Linked DNA regions of Mus musculus: regions 1 and 3 are each linked to region 2. Evidence: chromatin loops called from intact Hi-C (ENCODE). Cell type or tissue: heart. All regions are shown on one strand.

Region 1 (8,000 bases), 160 kb before region 2:
CAAGAAAATCCTTCATACAGCCTGGCATCCCAAGGAAAACGTCATTGCTGTAGTGACTACAAACAATCTGTATATATTTCAAGACAAAGTGAATTAGGCTGGCATTCTCTGCAGTGGAGCCATTTCCTGCTTAGGGAGATAGTTGAATCTAGCATTCATACCTATAAAAGAGTGGTCCATTGTGGCGCCCCTTTCCAGTGTTTGACAGTGTGCCATTCAACAACACATTTGATAGCCTCATGGAGAAAGCTGTGTGGCTGCATCCCAGGCTGTTTTCCGTGTCTGCTAGCCATTCAGGGAAGGGAGGGAAGGGCACTTTTGATTTAATGATTTCTTGCACCATCTGGCCTGGTGGACTGGAGTGGACTGTGTCAGCATCAATGTACTCCACTTTTTATGCCTTCCATTGTGACGACATCAAACACAGTGAACACTTCAGTCATGCTATGGAATTTGTGTATCCTCATTACTGTATCATTTGTGGGGTACAATCCTCCCCTCTTTTTTAAATTAAATACAGCTCATTCTTAAAAAAAAAAAAAAAGAACACTTGCTGGACTTGCAGAGGACATGGGTTCTGTTCCCATATGGCAGCTCACGAGTGCTTACAACTCCACTTCAGAGGATCCGATGCTTTTAGTACTTGAACACAGTGCACACACACTGCATGCCTAGTGCCTACAGAAGCCAGAAGAGGGCGTCGAATCCCCTTGAACTGGAGTTATAGGTTGTGAGTCTCCACATAAATGCTAGGAAATGAACCCAGTCCTCTGAAACAACAGCCAGTGCTCTTAAGCACAGAGCCAACTCTCCAGGCATTGATCTTGAGCTATACAATGGCTGATTTCAAGTCTAAACTTTCTGTTGGACCATGAATCTCCATTTCACCTTACTACCGTATTTCTTAAAATACGTAGGAATATAATCTCTTAAATTTAAGCCACTGCACTTCATTTTGCAGTGGGTATTCCCAATTTTCAACCTAAAATGTCTTTCTTCTGCCTTGTTAATGTCCAGTCCAAGCTCAAAGCCTACTTCAAACTTTCTCTGCTCCTTGGAGTGTGCATTCCTTTAAGTAGTCCAATTACACTGGTCTTTCTCTGCTCCCTCAACAGTGAGGACTACAAAGTATAACCATTCGTTGTTCCACGACTATTAAGTGTATGCTGGTTTTGTCTCACTAAATAAGATATCCCAAGAGGATCAAGAAAATGCTAAACATATAATTAATATTAAATAAAAGCAAACTTCATGGCTGATACAGTTATGTTCCAAACTGTTAAGTCAGTTTATTAGAAGCTGTGGCCACTAAAAAGCAAACCAACCTCACACAATCTTTACCCTGCCAAATTTAAAGCCTAACAGTTACTAAACAGGATGAAAGTTCTCTTTTTAGCTTCTACCAGTTTATCTACAGTAATGGCCATTTTAGAAATTAAGTGGAGCTGCAACATTCCTTAATCCCCACCTCGGAGAAGCCCTTCCAGGTCAAGGGAAAAGGAAGTGCCAGGGTTTCCTGCCTGTTACAAAAAAAGGCATGTTTCACACAAAGTGAGCCATCTGCTCAGTCTTTTTAACCAACCTGGGGAATAGTAATTGCCTACAAAAAGCCAAAAATATGACATAGAGGACAGACACAAGAATTCTGTCCTTCATTATAAGTTAAAAACTACCAGCAAGCAGGAGGAAGCAAGAAGGGCAAAATGGAAATTTTTTCCCCTCTAAGAGTATGGTTTGTTTTGCTTTTTTTGCTTTCCAAGAAAATCCTCAGGTCACCTTTTAATTTAAATATCAGTATGAATAAGCCAGTGTGCTGTTTATTATATCGAGTTACCTGAAGTGTGCCTCCCCTGACTCTGTGGCATCCTCTGGAAGAGATCATGGTTGTATTCATAATATCTGTAATCTTCTTGTGCACGATCTCCAAGTGGCCGCCTTCTCTGTCCATCAAAAAAGTTATCTGAGAAGAAGTATCGGGAGCCAGAGTCTCCATTCTCAACAGCAAAGTTAACTTCTGTCAAAAATGACTGTGATGAGCCACACTCTCGAGGGACATCTGCTAGGCTCCTGACAAGGTAAGAAGGGGCAGACAGTCTGTGGCTTTCTCTTCTCATTACTTCATGAGGTGTCCTTTGAATTGCAGTTCTCAGGAAACTCTGGTTTCTTGAAACTACACCATCTCCAGAAGCTGAGAAAGCAGTAGCACTTGAATCTGGAAGACAGAGGTCAGTCCGTCTGGGAATTGTTGGACCGTGCCGAATGAATGAAGGCATGAGATCTATAATAAAACAAATATAATCACCATTGCATTAAGTCAGTACACTCGTCTAAAGTTATTTATGTCTACTATCCTGAGATCAAAATATCAAACAAAAGGGCATAAGAAAACAGATTTTAAATTTTAAGACAATACTAGAACTTTAAATGAAGATTATTTTCCCAAGCAAATACATTTATAATCTGCATTAATATGCAGGTGTAAACTCAGCTACAAACGAATGGATGCTGCATATTGCCATACATGATACAATGTCACTAAGCTGAAAGTAACCTAACAAACCAATTCCTTTACCAGCATCATGTATGACTACAGTTTGGTGTTTTCACTTGATTTAAGTATCACCAAGAATCTTTCTTCACAAACACATCTCATTAAAATAAAATTTAAAGAAAAAACCGCAAAGTCAGATTTCCTGTAAAAGACTTTTTTATTGGTAATTTTTTTTTTTTTGTCTTTCTATCAGGAATTACCCGGTTCTAAGCACAATTATCAAAACTAGAAAGCAAGACCTTTCAGTGTGGAAACTGAAAAATAAAGTCATCTACTTCCAAAGATGCACACAAACCCTGGATCTACTGAAAAAGCCTGGAAAGAATTATGGCTCCTTTAAAAGCAGATAACCCAAACCAAGGTCATGGCTGCTGATTTGAATGTGCAAACAGCTTTCATGTTCTTAGAAAGCAACTACCTTTAAAATATGAAACCTGGATATAGAACACATTTTCTGAATTCATTAAATCAATGTCACTAAGGGTGTCAGAAGCTAACACTACAGTAACTTAATATTGGAATAATTAACTGTCGATGACACAAATTCTGTATGGAGTCACTCACTAAAAGACTCAACAAGTGGCATGACTTCAAATGATGCTTAATAAACTTTATTTGCAGCAAAAAGCAAGCTATCACCTAAAAAAAACAGAAAAACAAGCTCTTAAAAATGGTTTCAGTTACTGACACATCCACCCCACCAACTGTGTTGTCTAGCACTCCAACTACTAACAGAACCTGTAAGGCTGGACACATGGTCACAATGGAAAAATATGCTCTCCACCCCTTTCTGCGGGATCTTGGGCAAATACTAGGAACCCCTGTGAGCAGCTTTCCCAATTACAATATGAGGTAATGCTTAATTTAAGTCACACGGTTACTTCCAGTTTCCAAGAAGGAAACTTACACAAGGGGTCCAGCTCCTAGAATGAGAACCAAAGGATTAGCTCTCTGACTACCCAAGAATTTTAAAAAAGGAGAATCAAGGCGTTCAAGTTAAAAACTCAAATATTTTAAACGGAGAAGAAAAGCTACGTACGGGAGGGGACGGAACATATGTCGGAAAGAGGAATAAAGTTAGGAACTTGCCTGGTATGGCTGAAATTATTCTGAATACTTTGCTTTTTTTAATTTTAGGAGCAAAGCCTAATCCAAATACGTTAATGGCTTGTCTACTCTGGGAAATGAAAAGACTCTGGGTAGTGGCTACAAGTATCAGGTTCTTTGCCTCACAAGTCTGTGTCCCGCTGAAGGACTAAGGAATCCAGTCTCTCTCTCGTGTGTGTGTGTGTGTGTGTGTGTGTGTGTGTGTGTGTGTGTGTGTGTGTGTGTGTGTGTGTGTGTGTGTGTTACTTAGGGCGCTGGTAGTGGCTACAAGTATCAAGTCTCTCGTGTGTGTGTGTGTGTGTGTGTGTGTGTGTGTGTGTGTGTGTGTGTGTTACTTAGGACGCTGGTAGTGGCTACAAGTATCAAGTATCAGGTTCTTTGCCTCACAAGTTTGTGTCCCGCTGCAGGACTAAGGAAGGAATCCACTCTCGCGTGTGTGTGTGCGTGTGCGAGTGCGTGAGCCGACGAGTGGCGCTGCGATGGTCGCAAACGCGGGGCCCGGACGTACCCAGCAGAGAGGTGCCCGGGTCGAAGCACTTTTTCCCCAACACCACGGACAGCCATGCATTTCCCAGAGTCGGTCTTCCAGCACCACCCGAGGCTGCGCCGGGTCCCCACCCGCCACCGCCCACGACACTCACTCCGCAGCAGGGGCGACGTCTCCTTCTTCACGTACTTGCCCTGCACCTCGGCCGGCTTAGACACCTCGTTTTTGGTTTTCTTGCGGGACAGCATCCTCGCGGACGACTCCCGCCGCCGCCCCAGCAGCCTCGCTAGGGCCGCGAGCCTGCCGCCCGCCGCCGCCTCCCGGGCCGCCGCCGCCGCCTTCGCCTCGGGTCTCCGCCGCCCGCGCCCGCCCGCAGGCTCCGCCGCATGTTGGCCGCGCTAAGCGCGCCCGCCGCCGCTCAGTCGCAGGGCAGCTCCTCCCGGGAAGTCAGCCGGCTCAACGACGCCGCCCGAGGCCGCCTTGGGACAGGGCCGCGGCCGCCCACCAGGGCCATGGTCCGCCGCCCGGAGCCGCTACCGCTGCGGCCACCGCCTACGTCCGGTAAACTTTCCCCGCGCCGCTGGGAATGCTGGGAAAGCCGACGCGCACGGGCCGCCCCTCCCCCGCCGGGCGCGGACGCGGCTGCGTGCGGCGACTCGCGACGGGCGGGCGGCTAACGGGCCGGGTGTGGCGACCATCGCGGCCCTCAGTGCGGCTGCGCGGGCCGGCTCCCGCCGCTGGGGAGCTGGAGTCCGGGCGGTCCGGAGCCCGCTGGGCGGCGAGCGGCTCTCGCCTTGGACTTGCCTACCGCCCTGCTTCCCGCAACCGCAGCCGCGTGTCCTGGTTGCTGAGGGAAGGCAGCCCTCGGGTGTGCTGGGACCGCGAGGGCTACACCTAGTAACACAGATGACTCTTCTGGTGACAGCGTGACTACTGTAAAAACTGAGTCTCCGTTTCTTCTGTCCTCTTATTATCTCCCCCAACCCTTGGTAGCCCACCCCCTTTTGTGCCCCCCATCCCCATCCGCGCTTTCGGATTAAAAAAGAAGATGGAGTTTCTACAGCTCCTAAGATAAATTTGACGTTAGTGTATTTATTTCATCATTTTAATATGTATTCTTAATAACCACATGCCTTCTCTTGCAGTTAAGTCTTAGAATTTTGAAGCCTTTGAGCACCAGAGTTCAGAACTGGGAGTTTTCTATCTAATATATCAGATTCTACTTTGTTCTCTTTAACTCGCTCAGGTACACAGAATAACTTGGAGAATAAGATTGGGACTCACTCCTCTTGATCAAAGTAAGGCTTTCATAATGAAGAGAATGTGCTTAAAACACAGAAGCAAAACACCAACCTCAGAACAAGACACCAAACTGCTCTTTTTTTTAGCCATGCACAAAGACATTTAATCAGTTGTCTGTCTCCTGTGTTTTTATGAAATGTTTCCTTGTTAAAGGTCCCTATAATCCTATAACAAATATTTTATTGAGCACCCAGCATCCAAGGTGCTGTTTTAGGTGTCTGGGATATAACAACAAAGGTCCTGCGGTTATGGGGAAGAGAGATCACAAAAAATAAAACTAGTAAGCCATAGTATGTAACAGAGTGAGCGCTGAAGGAAGCATAAACAAGAGAGATCCCACAGCTTGGAAAGGGGGTCGGATAATGAAGCCAGTGAGAAGGCAATGCTGGAATTAGCTTGCTATGGTGCTATCTGGAGTGAGGCCTCAGAAGAGCAAATGCAAGTCACTGCAAGTGGTCGTGTTTCTGGCTCATTGTAGGAATAGGAAGAGGGTCACGTAGCTGGAACTGGAACAGAGAAGAGTAGAGGGAAATGAAGTTCCTTGGTAACTGGCCACCCACCTAGGCCTTTGGAGTAGAGGAGAGACGTATTTAATGCGATCACTTTGGATGCTGTGTGAGAGTAGACTGAATGGGGGAGTGGGGTTTCAAAATAAGGGAGGTGATAAAAAAATATTGCTAGCATGCATATGGATAAAGGCAGCAGGACAAGCGCTAAGTGATTGTAGGCATTTTAGAGTTGCAGCAGGGTTTGCTGACAGATTGATTATGGCATAAGAGTAAAAAAAAAAAAAGCTAGAGAAAGGACCCAAGGAGCTGAAGGGGTTTGCAGCCCATAGCAACAATATGAACTAACCAGTACTCTCAGAGCTCCCAGGGACTAAATCACCAACCAAAGATTACTCATGGTGGGACTCATAGCTCCAGCTGCATATGTAGCAGAGGATGGCCTAGTCGGTCATCAATGGGAGGAGAGGCCCTTGGTCCTGTGAAGTTTCTATGCCCCAGTGTAGGGGAATGCCAGGACCAGGAAGCGGGTGTGGGTGGGTTGGTGAGCAGGGGGAGAGAGGAGGGGAGAGGGAGTTTTTGGAAGGCAAACCGGGAAAGGGGATAACATTTGAAATGTAAATATCTAATAAAAAGAAAAAGAGAACAAAGGGTTGCTCCTTGTGTAAACCTTCATTACCCAAACGCAGTTCATAGAGCACGTTGTCTGAGGAGAGGAAGCGCACTCAAGTATTGCTGTGGTTCAGATACAAATGCTAGCTCTAAAGAGTCGGTAGTGCAGATAGAGAACACGCAAGGGTGAAAGAGAAAAGACAATGGGGTTTTCCGTGAAGAATTTGAGGAAGGGAGGTAAAGGAGAAAGAAGTTGCCCTAAAATTCCCAAGGCTGACCTCAGAGGACAGGAAGTGAGGTTGCTGGGATCTTGTTAAGATAGTTCCTTAGACCTGGGCTTTCCAGAGAATGGAGTGAAGTATGCTTTCCACATTCATGAGAGGAAAAGTCATAGGATTTTGTAGCTGGATGGGAGTTCTGAAATCAACTATGTTAAACTCATGAAAAAAACATTACATGTTGTCTTAGATCACCTTCCTGTTTGGTGGCAGAACGACACTAGTCACCTTTCTCATGATTGTGACCATCGTCTGACAAAACGATGTAAAGGAGAAAACCTGGTTTAGAGTTACGAGTTTTAAAGGTTTAGACCATGGTCACCTGGCTTCCTGTTTCTGGGCCAGACGGGGAGGGTCTTCATCATCACGTGAGTTACTGGAAGCAGAGGACCAGGAAGGCATCGTGGACAGGACAGGTTACTTCTGAGAATCTGCCCCCCGCCCCCGGGGTTTCTAGGCCCATCTAAAATTGCTTTAGTGTGACTTTTATTCGCTTCATGTAATTGTCATCTCCAGAGGCTTACTGCCTCGGTCTGCTAACCTAAGCCTAGTTCTGGAAGCTTCTAGCCTCAGTCTAATTTAGGCTTAGAATGTTTTCAGCCTCTGAGACTTGCCACTGAGTAAGCTCACCCTTTCTTGTTCTTACTGAACTCTGGCCGGCTGATTCAACTCAGCTCTTCCGTCGCAAACTCCTCTCCGAGCTGACTGATTCAATCTGGCTTCTCTCTTGGCTTCTGACTTTTTGCTCTGCTTGGCCTCAAACTTAACTTCAGCAATATATACTAATCTTCTGGACCCTTCTCACTGCAGACACCACTTTCAAATATGGGTGCTTCCTTCTACAAACTAACTTTAGCTTCATAGTTTAGAATTAAAGGTGTGTGCTGAGGGCATGTCTGTATTCCAGCCAGAGAGACGAAAGGTGTGGGCTAAGGACTGAGCCACACCACAACTAGAAACAAGTTTTTTTCAATAGATAACATGATCTTGGGGCTCACAGTGTGATCAGATATCCTGTACCACCCACCAGCTGGAGATGAAGAGCAGAGCTAGGTACAGTGAGCAAGCCTGTAAGATGTCTCAGTGCTTGAGGGTGAGGCAGGAGGAACAAGATTTCAAAGTCAGCCTCCGTTGAGCATCCATCCAGGTCAGCCTGC
Region 2 (8,000 bases):
AAAGATATGACTAGAAAATTAACAACAAATATAAAACTGACACTTCAATATACAAGCCACTGTTCAGCTTTGTCTAAAAAAAAAAACAGAAAAGTTTGCATGCGAAGTTGCATGCGCATTCACCACAGCCCAACCACCAACACAAGAAATGCCAGTCAGCCGGATTAGAAGAAATATTGTCTTATCCATCTGGTCGTTACGTTAGGAATTTTTTAAAAAAATTGACATTTCGAAAGGATCAAAATACACAGCCAAGAATGGAGGGAAAGGAAGGGGCTACAGAAATGTGTCCATTAAGTAAATCTTATGTTGTGGTCTTCATAAGGTCTGTGGAATTTATCTTCTTAAACATCTATAATCTGTGATGATATCCTTCCTCATTTTAAGTAAACATTTGCTTTGACCTTGGCTTCCGTTTGTTCAGCTCTGTATTCTCTGCTTCAACAGGTCTTCCTCTGTGACTGCGTGGTGGCCTCACAGGCCTGAATGCCCAGACTGACCAGAAATGGGGCAAGGCCTGTTCAGACCATGCTGGCCTTGAATTTACAATGATCTGCCGGCCACCCTAGGCTGGGATTAAAGGTGTGTACCATCACACCTAGCTGCTGCTTCTCATCATCATCATCATAGTCGTCGCCGTCCTCCTCCTCCTCCTCCTTCTTCCTCTTCTTTCTTCTTTTATTGTTTTGAGATAGCCCAGGCTAATCTTGAACTCATCTCCTGCCTCAGCCTTCTGAGTGCTGGGGTTACAATATATTAAAAAACAAAAACAAACAACAACAACAACAACAACACTAGCTGTATTTGCAGTCAGTGCTCTTAATCCCTGAGCCATACCTCCAGTCCCCTTTCTAATGTTTTGACTTGCCTCTCAGAATACTTCTTAACATATATAATAATAAATAAAGGATTGCAAAATTACTATTTAATGGACATACGGCTTTCAAAATTATAGTCATTTTGATATGCTAATGCATGCAAATATACCCATGTTGTACAAAACACGATCCATTATCAGGTCCAATTACGAGCATTTTAAATTAATGATGAACAGAAATGATACTTAGAGACATTTGCCACAACTGACATGTGATATGAAAATAGGATACAAAAATCTGTGATTGTTATGAATGCTGAGGTCATAAATATTGATATTACTATCCTATATGAATTTTCTGACATTAATCATGGAAGTATCTAATAGGCTGTAGTGGGGGAATGTAGAAATAAAAATAGGATGTTTCTCCCACTCAAGTTCACAGACCCCTGAGTTCTAGCCAGATGAAGAATGCCTGCTTTAACTGGTCACACAACTCCTTCTTCCACACCTTCAGCCACTGGCCTCACTCCCTGCCTCACATGGAGTCCCACCGGCACCTGAGTCCTCCCTTGCCTGCTCTTCCTCCATTGTTCTCAGTATATCCTGAAGATTCCCCTCCATCCAGAGACTTAAGCTATATCAGGTCTCATTGCTATAGGGATCCCATTTGACATAATGACAGCCATCTTGGTCCTCAGTGTCATTTTGCCCAACAAATGACTTGGCACCCCATCCCAAATTGTATATGGTATCACTAAGATATCATATACATCTTATCATATGATAAGACAGTCATTTGAGCTTGCATGGCTGGCCGGACTGCTCTTATACCGAATTTGGGCATGCTTGCAGCTTTTGAGGAAGCCTGGCTAACACTCCAATGACCATAGGTTTAGATAGGAATGCTTTCTCTTGCTCTGCAGTGCAGGGATCTTGATATGTTGCTTCTGTCTAGGACATGCTTCTGCCCATAAGATCCAGTAGACTGTGCTTTGTGTAGCATGTCCTTCAATCTCATGGATCCCATTGTCTTTGGCATACATTCTGGTACTGCAGGGCTAGGTTTTCCTAACCACAGGTCCTGCCTTGAACCAACAGCATTTCTCTCCCTCTCCATCCATCTTTCCCACCTCTCTTACAACATCTCACTGCTATACTAGTCAGGCCCACCATCCTATCAAAGCCAGGATCTAAAAATCCCAACACCAAGAAATGCCTCGTTTCCCACCCACTGGCTGTCTGCACTGTACCTTAAAAATACTCCCATTGCCAAACAGTAACAGCTCATTGTTTGAATAAAGATAAAACAGTAGGGAAAAAAAAGTAGAAAGTAAAACAAAAACAAAAAAACATGTTCACCCCTTAGTCCCTACAGGTAACTTCTGGTGTTGGGAAGGTTTTAAAATGCAAATGGGAGGGTGGTGATGGCTGGAGAGATGGCTCAGCAGTTAAGAGCACTGACTGCTCTTCCAGAGGTCCTGAGTTCAATTCCCAGCAACCACATAATGGCTCAAAACCATCTGTAATATGATCTGGTGCCCTCTTCTGGTGTTTCTGAAGACAGTAACAGTATAAAAGTGTACTCACATAAAATAAAAAAATATATATTAAAAAAACAAATGAGGGAGGTTTAAGACTGCCAACATCAGAAGAATAAATCATGTCTTGATTTGTCTACAGTAGCAAATTGAAAGAAAATGCTACAGCAAGCGAGTATTTATTTATTTATAGATGGAGGAATAATTAAATGCTTTAAAACAGAATACGCAGGAAGAGCCTGTTTACCAGAGTGGCTGAGAGAGGTGGCTTTGAATATGGTTCTTGGGTCTGAGCTTCCTTCTCATGGAGTAAAATTTTCTCTCACTCCGAAAGATGTACTGGGCTCAATCCATGCCATGAGGCAGCTGGTCCTGATCAAATATGGGCTGGAGGTCCTAGGCTGGACTGGTGGTGTGTGTGTGTGTGTGTGTGTGTGTGTATGTGACAAGATGCTGCTGGATAGGGTGACAAGACTTACCCTCTTGTCTGGGAGTTGAGGAAAGAATTCTGCAGGCTCCCATAACTCTCCCTCCCCTGTCAAACATTATCTTCCGTTCTTCAGGCAAACAAAGGCTTAGGGAAGCCCGGCTTCCTAGGCTGGGCTTTGGAAAGCAGCGGCAGCAGCTGTGTGAGGGGAAATCCAGAGCAGGCCTAGCTAAGTCTAAAAATACAACCCAGCCTGACAGGCACACAAAAGGCCTCTTGTGGGGAGGGGCTCTCCTGCCCTTCTAGATGCTGCATTCTGGGGCCATGTGGAGAGTGATCCCCAATGTCCCTCTAGGGTGTCAATTTTCAGGAGGAGCAGCTTGCTACAGTCTGCCTGTCTTCCATCTGTCTTCCCTACTTGATGTCTGCTCACTTGAGGGTTTAGGGGATTGGCTGTGGGCCCATCTTGTTCTTCAAAAAGTTGAGGGGACCATGAGCATAGTTTTTCATATCTGCGGGAATGAAACGAAGCCTTCTTCGAAGAAGGTGTGGCCCCATCTCTTTCCTCCCAGTAAAGGGAACCGCTGGAGACCCATTTCTCTAACCTTCTGCCTGGGTATCATCCCACGAGGCTCTCCACAAAGGCGGTGCTTGTTGTCCAGTACAGCGCACAGCTGCCGGCCTGGAACGTTTTTCCTCCCCCCGGAACTTCAACTTGGACTGGGCAGGAGGAAGTTTGCAATCTTCAAAATAACCATCTCTGTAACAGAATAGAAAAGAAGGCTTTCTATTAAGACGCACATGCAGAGAGAGAGAGAGAGAGAGAGTAGGGAAATGAACCACTCCAGAGGACATATGCTAGAAGAGTTTGCTCTTTTAATAATAGGTTTTAGACGACTAAGAAAGACACAAAATGATTTTTAACCATGCCAGCTGGTGGTATCTCTTCCCCCAACCTCACCCCCATTCAAACTTTCTGGTTCGAAGATGTCACCTTTGTTTTCTTTTCTCGCCGGCTCACTGCTGCCTCCACGTGTTAGATATAAGAATTACAACAGCGTGTCTATTTTTATACTTGGTCAATTAAATGCTATAGGCTGCCTGCAGTCTGTTAGCCTCTGGGACAATGGAGGGAGAGAAATAAAGCGAGGCCCTAGCTTGTAGGTAGGAGTTGCATGCTCTAGGTGAATTTTGAACATCTTACATTTCAGATGGCTTCGTTATATTGTTCCTTCCCAAGTCACCGTACCTTTGCTGAAGGAATCATTTAATCCTATTGGGGATGAGCACAGTCAGTTCTACTAATGATAGCTTTCCTGCGAGACCGCGGGGCAAACACACTGATGCACATTCAATGTTACCATTCTGTACAAACCCTGTAGTGAGGAAGACTGAATTCTGCACAGTTTACAGAACAAGACAATAACTCACACATCGATTTTAGAATATCTATTAGGAGCTGGAGAGATGGCTCAGCAGTTTAGAATACTTTTCCAGGGACCTGAAGTTAAGCTCCCAGCACCCACGAACTACCTGTAATCCCAGCTCCAGAAGATCTGAGCCTCTGCAGGCTCCTGCACTCTTACAGCATATACACTCAGCGACCTACACACATACACAGAAATAAGAACAGACCGTGAGACCCCATCACCTGGGCATGGTGGCACATGCCTTTCTTTAATCCTAGAACTCAGGAGGCAGAGGCAGGTGGATGTCTGTGAGTTTGAGGATAATCAAGTCTACATAGTAAGTTCGAAATCAACCAAGGATGCATGGTGAGATCGGCTCAAAACAAATTCTGAAAGCACAACTACCTGGTGTTGGCTAGAATACCTAAATACCTTTGCCTTGGTAGAAGCCAGGAGTCTTGAAAGTTTCTGGCAAGCACCAATTGTTTCAATTTCTTGCTCATCTACATACTTTACATGCCTTGCTTCTTGCTTCATAGAAACGGAGGTCTTACAAAATGTCCTGTTGCCCTAAGTGGAACCTGGAAACTGTGCTCTATCCTGACTGATAAAGTGGCATGTTTTCCTAGGCAGAAAGGACGCCCAAGCCTCCTCCTCAGTATCACGGATATGGAGAAAAGAGATGCCCACTCCCAGTGTCCTCCCCAAACCCTCCCACATTGCAGTGACACTACCCACAGTCACAGCCTGACTGATCCTTTCTAATTGCTGGTAACTCATGTTACCACAGATAGCTCTAGGGTGGAAACTCAGCCCTTTTCTCTTACCAAAGCAGTCAATCGATTCTGCTTAAAGGCAGGGCCAAATAGGGTCTCTGTGTACTGGACCAAGGCCATTGTAGGCTCTCTGGCAGGTCAGGTAGGGGTTACAGACCATATCAAGGCCCAGGTCATAATTTGCAGGCTATTTAAACCTCTCAGACCGAACTCTTCCTTTATGTGTAGTTATACTTCAGGTTTTGCACAGATGCAGGCATTCCACACAGGGCAGAGGCTGTGCTAGAGTCTCCCCACAGGAGGAGATTTGGGCTAACTGTCTGGTTGGATATCAAGGCTGGTGAAAATGTCTTGCTTTTATCAGTAACTTGCTGATGCCAGTCACAGAGTTTCCTATTGGCAGTGTCATTGAAGACAAGTCCATTGTTCAGGCCTTCCGTGTTTATAATCATAGGCTTCTTCTACGTACAGCAAACTGGTAGGAAGTATATACATAATCAAGATGGAATTGTCTCCACGAAAGCCTGGGCCTGTAGATTCTAAGCAAGTTCATACTTTTCTGTATTTGCCCAGAGTGTCCATTTCTCTACATGCTCTGAGCAGAAGGTCCTGAAATGAATTCTTGCTAACCTTGCTTGCATCTCTGCCTTTGTCACTGTCCTCTTTGCTGGGTCTAACCTTCTCACCTCTGCATTAACACCAGACAGCTTACACTGTTGGATGGCTCTGTAGAGGAATGGAGGTGGGCCAGAGTTCTGTGAGGGACATTTGGGTCTACAGGATAAATATTGTTTAACTTCTTAGAGGGTCGACCTTATTCAAAGTTGGGACATAGTTCTAGAAAAGCAAGCAATGATGGTATAAGGTGGATTAGTTGGGAGTAAGTTTGGCTATAAGTAGAGAGAAAGAAGAAGAAGAGGAGGAGGGAGAAGAAGAGGAGGAAGAGGAGGAGGAGGAGGAGGAGGAGGAGGAAGAAAACTGGCCAATTCTTGAGAAAAACACCTGAAGTTGACTTTAGTCTTTCACATGAACATGCACAACACATACACACATAACACCATGCATACATGAACTCCCTACCCCCAGCCCATGCATACACGAATGCTCCACTCCCACAAACATATAACCAAGGGTTAACAAAACTTGCTTTATTAATCACCTCACAATGATAGTCAACACTCACCTCTGGGCAATGAGCTGATGTCTGCTAAGTAATTTTGGGTCCTGGGACTCAGACTCTTGGAGAGAGCATTGACCCCTTCTTTTTGACCCTTAGCAACAGGAGAGTGGAAACACCCCTCTAATCCCTACTCCCACATTCTTTTGTCTGAAGAGGGTGGGCTTGCTAGTTATCAGTTTCTAGTTCCCGTTTGGCTGGTGATGAGCCAGAAGAGGCCATGGCTAGACCTCTTGTCCATTTTGGTATTCGTATTTACTAGTGATTAATCTTCCATGTTAGTCTGTAAACTATCATGCTTTAAATGAAGGAGGATTTTCCCAGGAGCCAGAGAGAGAGAGAGAGAGGGAGAGGGAGAGAGAGAGAGAGAGAGAGAGAGAGAGAGAGAGAGAGAGAGAGAGAGAGAGAGAGATCAAATCCAGTCATTAATAAATAATATCAGTGCTGTACCGGGTAGGCTGGAAACAACACTTCAGAGGAGAGCTTTCATATCTATGATCTCACTTCACACTACATATTATTATTATTTTAAAACTCCTCTCTAGGGGCAGGATGCTCCAACGGAGCATCTGGAGGGAAGACAAGGAACACAGCCCCAGGCTGACTGACATCAGGATCCAAGTAGTTCTCCGGGGGTGGGGGGTGGGGAGGGCGTTCCCTGGGCTCTCTTCCTGCTTGTTTAAAAACTAAAGGCAAAGATGAGAGACTGCTCTAATTTCCAGCTGTGCCGGGGCTCACTTACTCCAGCTGTGTGTGTATGTGGTGGGGGGGATGGGCGTGGGGGGAGGGGAGGGGAGTACAGCTACCTTTCTTTCGGAGCTGTCTTTGGTGATGATTTAAAGAAAGGGGAATAGATTCATTCTGCCCTCTGCACCAGTGCCAGGTATCTAGAAGGCTGGGAACCCGATGCGTTTCTGTGTGTGACGCTGTGTGACCGATTGTGCTTGTTTTCTCTATTTTCTTGTCTCCTCCATGGTTTCCTGAGTATGGTTTCATTTTCAGGAATAGATCTCTCCGACCCTCAGAGTCTTATCTAATTCTTTACCTTTCCAGCTAAACTGCCTCCGGGGTAATCAGCTCTGGATTTATTAGATTTTTTTTTAATTAAGTGAATAAAACAAACCCAAACAAAACCTAAAACAAACAAAATAAAGTAGGAGTTAAGAAAAAAAAAAATCCTCTCCGTGGGTGACTTCCTGCTTCCCTGTCAAGGCCTAAAACCAACGATAGGGTTTTCCCCTCCCACGAATCCAGGTGTACACTGCCTTCCCCTGGAGCATCTTTTGTCCCGGCCTCTGTGCGTGCAGATGGGAGGTGGTTGGACAAGGAAGTGTAAGCTCTTCCACCCTGATTACTTATGCAGAAATGAGGAGTGTCTACCTCACAAGAAACGACTGAATTATGCTCTTCTCAAGAACAAGTAGAGGAGGCTCTGTCAGGCTTACAACCAGCACAACCTTCCCACAACCTTTCCACCATAGCCCCGCCCAGTGGCTTCGATGCAGGCTCCTTTCCTGCCAGGTTCTGAGGACCTCTGAGGAGGAGCCCCGCCTTCCCTGCTGTGTTGACTCGGTATAGCCTTTGCTATGTCTTGTATGCAGTGGCTGCTCTGGAAAAGCTGAGTGAACGCAACCCAACTCTCATTTGGTCTTGCTTGGCTTGCAGTTTGCTCTGTGTAAAACTAGAGTAAATTAAATGGTTGTTTATGCAGATCTCTCAGCGTTAGCATTCTATGGGATTCTTTGGAAAGACCTTTTCAGTTATCTTCCATTTCTGAGGCTGTTTCTAGGCAACGGAGTGGTACCTTCCTTTAATCTTCCCCTGACCTTTTCTGCCTATGAAGATGTTGACTA
Region 3 (8,000 bases), 180 kb before region 2:
ACACTGTTCGTTGTCATCTTTATCACATACGTGATTGCTGGTGTGACTGGATTCATTGGTTTGGACATCATAGCTAGCCTGTGCAACATGATCATGGGACTGACGCTTATCACCCTCTGCACCTGGGCATATATCCGCTACTCTGGCGAATATCGAGAGCTGGGTGCTGTAATCGACCAGGTAGCTGCAGCTTTGTGGGACCAGGTGAGAGTACCTTCAGGTTTGCACATGCTGTGTAATTAGTGTTGCATTCACTATTAGAAATATACAGGTGAACATGACTTGGGCCCATTCTTTAAAACTTTACAGTATACCAAGATTTGAGCAACTAACTAAGTCCTACACAACTGCTTTCTAGTTAACATTTTAGTATTTAAAACATACATACATTAACAGCATTTTTACTCTCTGATTCTAAAATATTACCGTGTGAGAAGTTAATAGTGTTAGTAGTGTCTGACAGTCATTTAGCTGTCGTGACCTTGAGTTAAACTTAACTTAGCCCTTGACTAGCACTGGCTTGGTGAGGGGCATATGTGAACCACAATCATTTGGTTATATGTCATTCCCTTTAAGTATCAGATTACTTCAGACTGTAATTGACCTATACTTCTGCACTAAGCTGCAGCATGAGCCAGTGGTCAGCCTCTGACGTAGCTGCCTGTGGGCCAGCTGCTGGCTCTGCTGGTCTAGTTAGCTTCAGCTGAGGGAGTCAGGACCACCATGGCATGGTGGTCAAATAACTAAGGACAGGAAAGACAGTGGGAATATATAAGAAAGAAAGACAGTAACTTACTACTGTCCCAGAGTCTCTTCAGTTACTTAGTGAGAAGTTAGGGAAATTAAAGGAGCCCATACAACTTTATGTTTTAAGCTTTTGACCATTGTGATCTAGAGGTAGCTGACAGTATGCAGTGTGAGGAGCACACCTGTCTGTACTCTGTAATAGAAGGGTAACTAATGAGTTGTGTGCTTTGAGGACTCAAGCTGAAATAACACTGCCTCCCAAACTACTCACTCTCTTGTCAGCGCTCATGCACACAAGGCTAAAGATGGGTTACCTGTGTAAACCTCAACACCTTCCTAGAACACACTGCTAAAACTTATCTGAAATGCAGAATTGGGTTCTTTAAAATATTCTGATAAAATACGGAATCTAAACTTAAAAATCTTCAGGAGTATTTTTTCTTAATGCTTATAATTGATATTGCAAATGAAGTTGAAAATTATGAATTAAGCAAGATATAACATTTTCCTTTTAAAATTCCCTTTGCTACAGGGAAGCACAAATGAGGTAAGCTAACATTTTTTAATTAACAGATATATTATTTGTAAATATGATATTCCTATTTTATAACTGACTAGGTATTAAAGGATATTTTAGAGCATAATCTTAGAAAATATTCTCTAAAATGTAAATTTGGCCGGGCGGTGGTGGCGCACGCCTTTGATCCCAGCACTTGGGAGGCAGGCGGATTTCTGAGTTCGAGGCCAGCCTGGTCTACAAAGTGAGTTCCAGGACAGCCAGGGCTATACAGAGAAACCCTGTCTCGAAAAATAAAAAAATAAAAATAAAATGTAAATTTGTATGAACTTTTAACATATTCCAAATATTATGTAGGACTTAATTTGAACAAAAGTGTCATTAAAGGGTGTTTGATTTTAGTTCTGTGTAGACAAGGTTCATGTTTTCAGCTCAATGTTGTAGTATTTAGTTTCCCCATATTGGTCAAATAGTGGACAAGCAGAAACACAGGAGCAAAGGTTTGGTTGGCTTAGTATGAGAAGAGACCGTGGCAGCGGCCGGCAGGGAGCAGGGAAAGATGGATGCTTGCGCTCAGCACGTTTGCTCCTTTTATTCAGTCTGAGGCCACAGCCCATGGGATAAGTAGTCTTCCCCACACTCGGGGTGGATGTTCTTGACCTAGTTGATCTTTCTGGAAACATCTGTATAATCATACCTAGAGGTGCTTCCATAGTGACTCTAAATCCCGTAAGGCTGACGGTGAAGACCGACCGTCACAGGTATCCCCTGCAGTTCTGCAGTGAAACCAAGCAGGAGTACAATCTGAGTAGATTCCATCAAAGACGTGATTTAGTAAACTAACTTCACTAGAAGAACAAATCAAACTTCAGCTTGTACATAAACCTTGGGCAGGGGAACTTAATACCTGAAGAGAACTGGAATTAAGCTCTGTACACTAGGAGCAGCAGCATGCCAGAACTAGGGTGACACCGTGCTGTACTGACCACGTTTACATATCTGAACATGGCACTAACCATATTTAGTGTTAGGAAAACAGCTATAGGGGCTGGAGAGATGACACAGTGGGTAACAGCATTGGCTCATCTTCCAGAGGTCCTGAGTTCAATTCCCAGCACCCACATGGCAGCTCACAACTGTCTGTAACTGTAGTCCTGTGGGATTCAATGCCGCCTTCTGCTGTGCAGGCATACATGCAGACAAAGCATCCATATATGAAGTACACGAATGAATAAATCCTCTTTAGGGAAACACCTATGCAGAATCACAGAAGGTTTTTGAGAATAGCTAAGTAGATAATAAGCTTTTACCCAGTTCTTCAAAATATTCAAAACTACACACTCCAGAATACATGAGTCGGAATTGGGTGTTCAGTATGTGACAGAGGGATAACTCTTCTACACTAGCTGAGGGGAGAAACAAAGATACTTAGGAGTACCCAAAAATGTGAAATATGTAAATATGTGAATGCATGCTGTAGTGGCACGTGTCTGTAATCCCAGTACTCAGGAGGTGGAGGAAGCAGGATCATAAATTTGAAGCTAACCTGGATCACACAGTGAAACTTGTAAGAAAGGCCCTAAAATTCTTTGGATTCAAACACCTTTAAAGTAATACGAGGGATAATCAGGAGGTCACGTCAGTGGTGAAAGGCTTTTTGAGGTGGTGGCTCTGAATGAGTCTGCGCAGTCAGAACCGAGTAGTGGAGACACTGCCGGGGAGCACACGAAATAAGAGAGCCCAGCTGGGCACGGAGAGGGAGCCTTTAGCTGACCTAGCACACCCGTAACATAGAAAAGTAGCCAGTTCTGGAAGATACATTACAGCAGGAGGTTACAGATCTATGCTGTCTAAAACTGGCAGTACTTCACGGTGAGATGCCCACATATCCGTCTGGGACATGGAAAGCTGCTGGGCTGGGCTATATTCTAGGAGATGTTTAAGATAAAGGAGGTTCGGTCAGAGAGTAAAACCTTGATAAGCTTAACCACCAGCACAGGCCGTGGGCCTGAAACTGTTCTACATTTTAAGATAGTAGGAACTGCTGTTTGTTTTACATGTGTGTGAGTATTCAGCTGCACGTCAAGTCTGTGTACCATGTACATGCAGACCCAGTGGAGGCCAGAAGAGGGCATCAGATCCCTTGGGGTTGGGATTACTGGTTACAGTTAGGAACCATCACGTGGGTGTTAGGAATTGAATCCAACTCCTCTGAAGAGCAGCCAGTGCTCAAACCAGCTAGGCCATCTCTTCAGCCCCCACCAGTCAGTGTTTGAGAGAGTGATGATATAAAGATGTATCAATTTGGGACTGAGAAGAGGGCTCAGTGGGTAAATCACTTGCCACCCAAGGCTGAGGACCTGAGTTCAGATCTACTCAAATGCCAGGTGGATGTGGTGGCCCATCCATAATCCCTCTGCTTAGAAGACATGCGATTCTTGGGGCAAGCTTGGTGGCTAGACTAGCCAAACTGGTGAGAGACTCTGCCTCATATATAATGTGGAGAGCATTAAAGGAAGATGCCCAACAACCTCTGGCCTCCACATACACCCACACACACAAACACATGCATGCACACCGTATACAAAAATGTATTTGAAAAGTATGACTTCAGCATGCTGAATTTTATATAGTACTATAAGCTAAAAAGGAAATGAGACCTGTGTGTCTTCTAACCCTGGTTCTTATATTCTAGGCGTTATACAAGCTTTACAGTGCAGCAGCAACCCACAGACACCTGTGTCACCAAGCTTTCCCTGCACCCAAGTCAGAGCCTACTCAACAACCGGAAAAGAAGAAAATTTAATCTAAAAACATGCAGGTGCATGACCGTTTGTCAGCTAACTATCAAAGCTTTTGTTTCCATGCAAACATGCAAAGTGCTTCCTTTAGAGTGAAACCCAAACACCCGACCGAGGACTCGGACAGTTTACTTCTTTACTCCAGTGTTTAATGAGCAGATGTATGTATGCATGGTTATTTGTCAATGTGCAGTTTCCTCATTTCTGTCTTTAAATATGCTATTATCATTTCAGGTATTTGTAAATTTGAGGATAGATTTGTTCTGCTTGACTTTTCTAAGTTCTACTACTGGGTTATAATTAAATATTGTGTAGTATTACTCTGGGTTTGGATATGCTCATTTGATTTCTATAGAAAATTTAAGTTATTTTACATAGCTATTTGTTAAAGCACAGTATAACTTGGCAGGCTTGATTTTAATCTATATAATATTATACATACCACAGGCTCTTACCTTGAAACATATTTGAGAGCTTAAAAGTTGCTTTACCAAAAACTATACATTGTTTCTTTTATATCTTTATGAATATAGAATGTAAATCTCTTGATCAAAAATGCACAAAAATTGTTTTGTACATGTGTTTGAGTTTCACTGCACTGTATATTTTTTCATTTGGTACACCACAAATGTATTCTTCATAGGTTTATTCTTTTAATATGTGAACTATTAAACTTTACTGTTTCCTAACATTAAACCAAATGCTCACTGGCTCTAGAACTACTTGGGAGGTCTGGTGTGGCATGAAAGGTCTATTCTGCCTCAGTTCAAGGTGCATTTTCTTTCTGATACCATTTCAAGACAAGACTGGGTGCTCAAGGTGGTGTGAGCATACACTATTTCTGATCCCACTTCAAACTTAAATATACATCTTAAATACAAGCTAATTGTATTAGGTACTTTCCAGTTCTTTGATTTTAAAAAAAGTTTATTTACTCCTTAGACAAGATTTTACTATGCAGCTCAAGCTGTCTTTCAACTTGTGATGGCCCTGCCCACCTCCCAAATTAGAAACATGTTGCTACCTGTAGCATCCTTCCAGTTCATGTAAACCAGGGAGTCTATATTTCTTTTTGTGTGTTGGGGAGGGGGGTGTGTGCAGTGGGGGCGGTGGTGGTTCAAGACAGGGTTTCTCCGTGTAGCCCTGGTTGTCCTGGAACTTGCTCTGTAAACCAGGCTGGCCTCGAACTCACAGAAATCCACCTGCCTCTGCCTCCCAAGTGCTGGGATTAAAGGTATGTACTACCACCACCACCTGGCTATAATATATTTCTAATAACTGAAATCTTTAGTGGAATTTTGTTAACGAAACTAAACCCTTTAGAGGAAAATAAATCAGAGGAGAGACTAGTAATGGAAGAATGGTAATGCCTCATCTACCCGGGAGCCCAAGCAGACATTTTTAACTGTCTCAGAAATGGTGAACAGAAAGTAAGAGAGACAGAAGAATGTGTGTAAGCTTACAAGCTGAACAGAAGTTTACACTTCTTTACAGACAGCTGGCCGTATGCGCACTAATTCTCTTCCCCTGATAATGTCCCAGTAGCCATATTTTAGCTTCAGCTTCTCTTTTCATTATAGGCTTGTGGGCCTTCTGAACAGAATGATAAAGCATAACAAGTATAAAGCATCAAACATTAGACTAAATATACCAAAACATGCATTCAAGGACCAGACAGTTTCCACAAAAATATATTTAATAACTTGTTATATAAAATCAAATGCGAAATTTTATCAATAATTCAAAGTCACTTCTAACATGGAGTGCTTATACTTAGGAAAAGAACTAATATATATACATATTCACAACATTTGTAAGCACAACTGAAGAGCTATGAAGCTCAAGAATTCTAGATTTACAGCTGGAAGTTCCATAAGTTTATCTGTAATCAAGTGTTCAGCACTAATTATGAACAACTATTAAACCCAAAGCAAGAAAAATAGGAAGGAATGACAGCCTGTTTCTACACCTTTATGACAAATACTTCTCAAAGATAAAAAAGGCAATATAAAATTTACTTAAGTGACCAAGATTGCTTATTGGATCCCTGATTGTCGTTTTTGGCAACTTAGCCCACCCTGATGGAAGGCAGTATTCTATGTGGTCAGGAAGCCTGTGCTGTGTCTCAGAGCCATGCTAACTGTACTTATGTGCTCTGCCTCAAAGGAAGGAAGCCGTATTAGCAACAGTTGCGCACTAAGAGGCATGTATTTATTATAGTCCTGTATTTCTGAATGTATTCCTCAAAGACTTCATCTTTCTCCTTCAAAGGTGTTCCTTACATTGGGGGTCGGGGGACTGAGGGGGCGGGGGGGAGATGACCACACACGTACAAGCTTGTTACAATAAAGGTTCCAAGTCCTGTTTTGTATTTTGAACTATACCTATGGTAATAGTCAAACCATCTCATTCCAGAAAACACTTGACACCACACGTAGCAACTGATCACAGATGTACTCTCATCCTCTTCTGTTTCCTAAACAAGAAGGGTGTGTCCATAAAAAGTCAGAGAGTGACGGTTTCCTATTTAATGCCTGTTTATGCTGATAATCTCTTCCTGTACTACTTTTTGTCCAGAGTCTCCAGCAGTTTCCTAATACAGCATTTGGTAGCATATGCCATATTGGCTTTTTAAATGATAAAACTTTCTTGGTTCAATAAAAGAAAAAAAATTGATAACAAAATATATGTAAAACTAGAATTTTATACTTCCAAATAGTAAGTTACCTTTATTAACCAAAGAACTTGTTTGCAGTCATTTATCTGAAAATATTTTAAAGCTCTTATAAACTTGGCTTGTGATAAGTTAACTTAAGAACGTCTTGCCATGCTGCTGGGCATACCACTGCTGCCTCTGCTTGCGGTTTTCCAACTCAGTGAGAAGAGCCTGTCTGTAGGCCTCGTACAACTTCACAATCTGCTCCAGTTCCTTCATGAAGAGCAACTTCAGCATTCCCTGGTACGTGTCCAGGTCAGCCAGCTGGAAGAGCTCCCACTTCAGAATGTGGTCATATCTGTAGGAAAACATGTTAATAAGATAAGACAGAAATGTGCATTTACAACAATAAACTGGTCTATTTTTTATAGATATTTTTATTATACATAAAACTCAGCTTCATGTTAAAGTATTTGCGTTAGTAAAACTTGCTACTTAGATATATTTTTCTTGAGCTGGGGCCCTAAGCTGACCTTGAACTTCTGTGTGCAGGATGTCCTCCTGCCTCACACTTCTCAGTGGCTACGAATACAGGCGCATGCGAACACACATAGCTCTGAATACACTATCTCCCCCCTTCCCTCTCTCTAAAATTCATTTCCATTTTTTATGTGTATGAATGCTTGACCTGCATGCATGCCAGTGCACTGTGTACACGCCTGGTGCCTGAGAACGCCAGAGAAGACATCAGATACCCTGGAACTGGAGTTACAGTTTTAAGACACTCTATGGCTCCTAGGATCTGAACCAGGGCCCCCTGCAAGAGCAGCAGCACTCTCTCCAGCCCTATTTATTTTTTAATTGGGGGATTTTTTTTTAGATTAACTTTTATGTATATTGGGTGTTTTGCCCACATTATATGTCTGTGTACCACATGCAAAGACAGAAGAGGGTACTGGATCCCTTAAAACTGGAATCTCAGACAGTGATGAGTGGCCATAAAGACTCTGGGAACTGAACTTGCTCTCTACAACTGAGCCATCTCTCTAGCCACAAATGTGCTGCTTGTTAAGGAAGGGAAAAAACTGTTAAATATTACTTCGGGCTTATTTTAAAAATCAAATGTAATATTAGTCTTGAGTAATACCGTTAATACTGCTTTCAGACTATAGTGGTTCTGTAATTTCCAAAAAGCGCATCCTATGCTCCTTAAAGTTCATACAAAGTTAATGTTGAGAACTTAGAATCCTCGAGAGCATGCCGTGCTCACAAGTGGTCA

What was found. Peaks named below come from ENCODE experiments on the same cell type or tissue, not always from the same donor. Only the 100,000 strongest peaks of a DNase experiment are listed, where the experiment ranks them.
Region 1: it touches region 2 in a loop (2.6-fold over the local background); 9 of 42 quality-filtered maps call a loop at or near these places.
Region 3: it touches region 2 in a loop (8-fold over the local background); 11 of 42 quality-filtered maps call a loop at or near these places.

Annotation. Positions count from the first base shown.
Region 1 is chr12:69,982,375-69,990,374 of GRCm38, forward strand. Sav1 (salvador family WW domain containing 1) reads right to left here and starts at 4,628. Exons shown (of 5, transcript NM_022028.2): 1 at 4,300-4,628; 2 at 1,835-2,278. The coding sequence starts at 4,393. It also overlaps the pseudogene Gm19221. In heart, CTCF peaks have their summits at 689 (motif pointing right), 4,679 and 4,913; a DNase peak (open chromatin) is centred at 4,777; H3K4me3 peaks cover 2,671 bases; H3K27ac peaks cover 2,034 bases.
Region 2 is chr12:70,141,405-70,149,404 of GRCm38, forward strand. No RefSeq gene overlaps it. Among named protein-coding and RNA genes, the nearest start is that of Abhd12b, 8.7 kb to the right of the region's middle. In heart, a CTCF peak has its summit at 3,827; DNase peaks (open chromatin) are centred at 2,977, 3,437 and 6,767; H3K4me3 peaks cover 1,165 bases; H3K27ac peaks cover 2,170 bases.
Region 3 is chr12:69,959,269-69,967,268 of GRCm38, forward strand. It overlaps Atl1 (atlastin GTPase 1), which reads left to right. Exons shown (of 15, transcript NM_178628.5): 13 at 1-204; 14 at 1,280-1,294; 15 at 3,960-4,817. The coding sequence ends at 4,070. It overlaps Sav1 (salvador family WW domain containing 1), which reads right to left. Exons shown (of 5, transcript NM_022028.2): 5 at 5,744-7,079. The coding sequence ends at 6,872. It also overlaps the pseudogene Gm3086. Among named protein-coding and RNA genes, the nearest start is that of Gm52003, 9.4 kb to the right of the region's middle. In heart, no CTCF peak of the experiment used is centred here; a DNase peak (open chromatin) is centred at 3,403.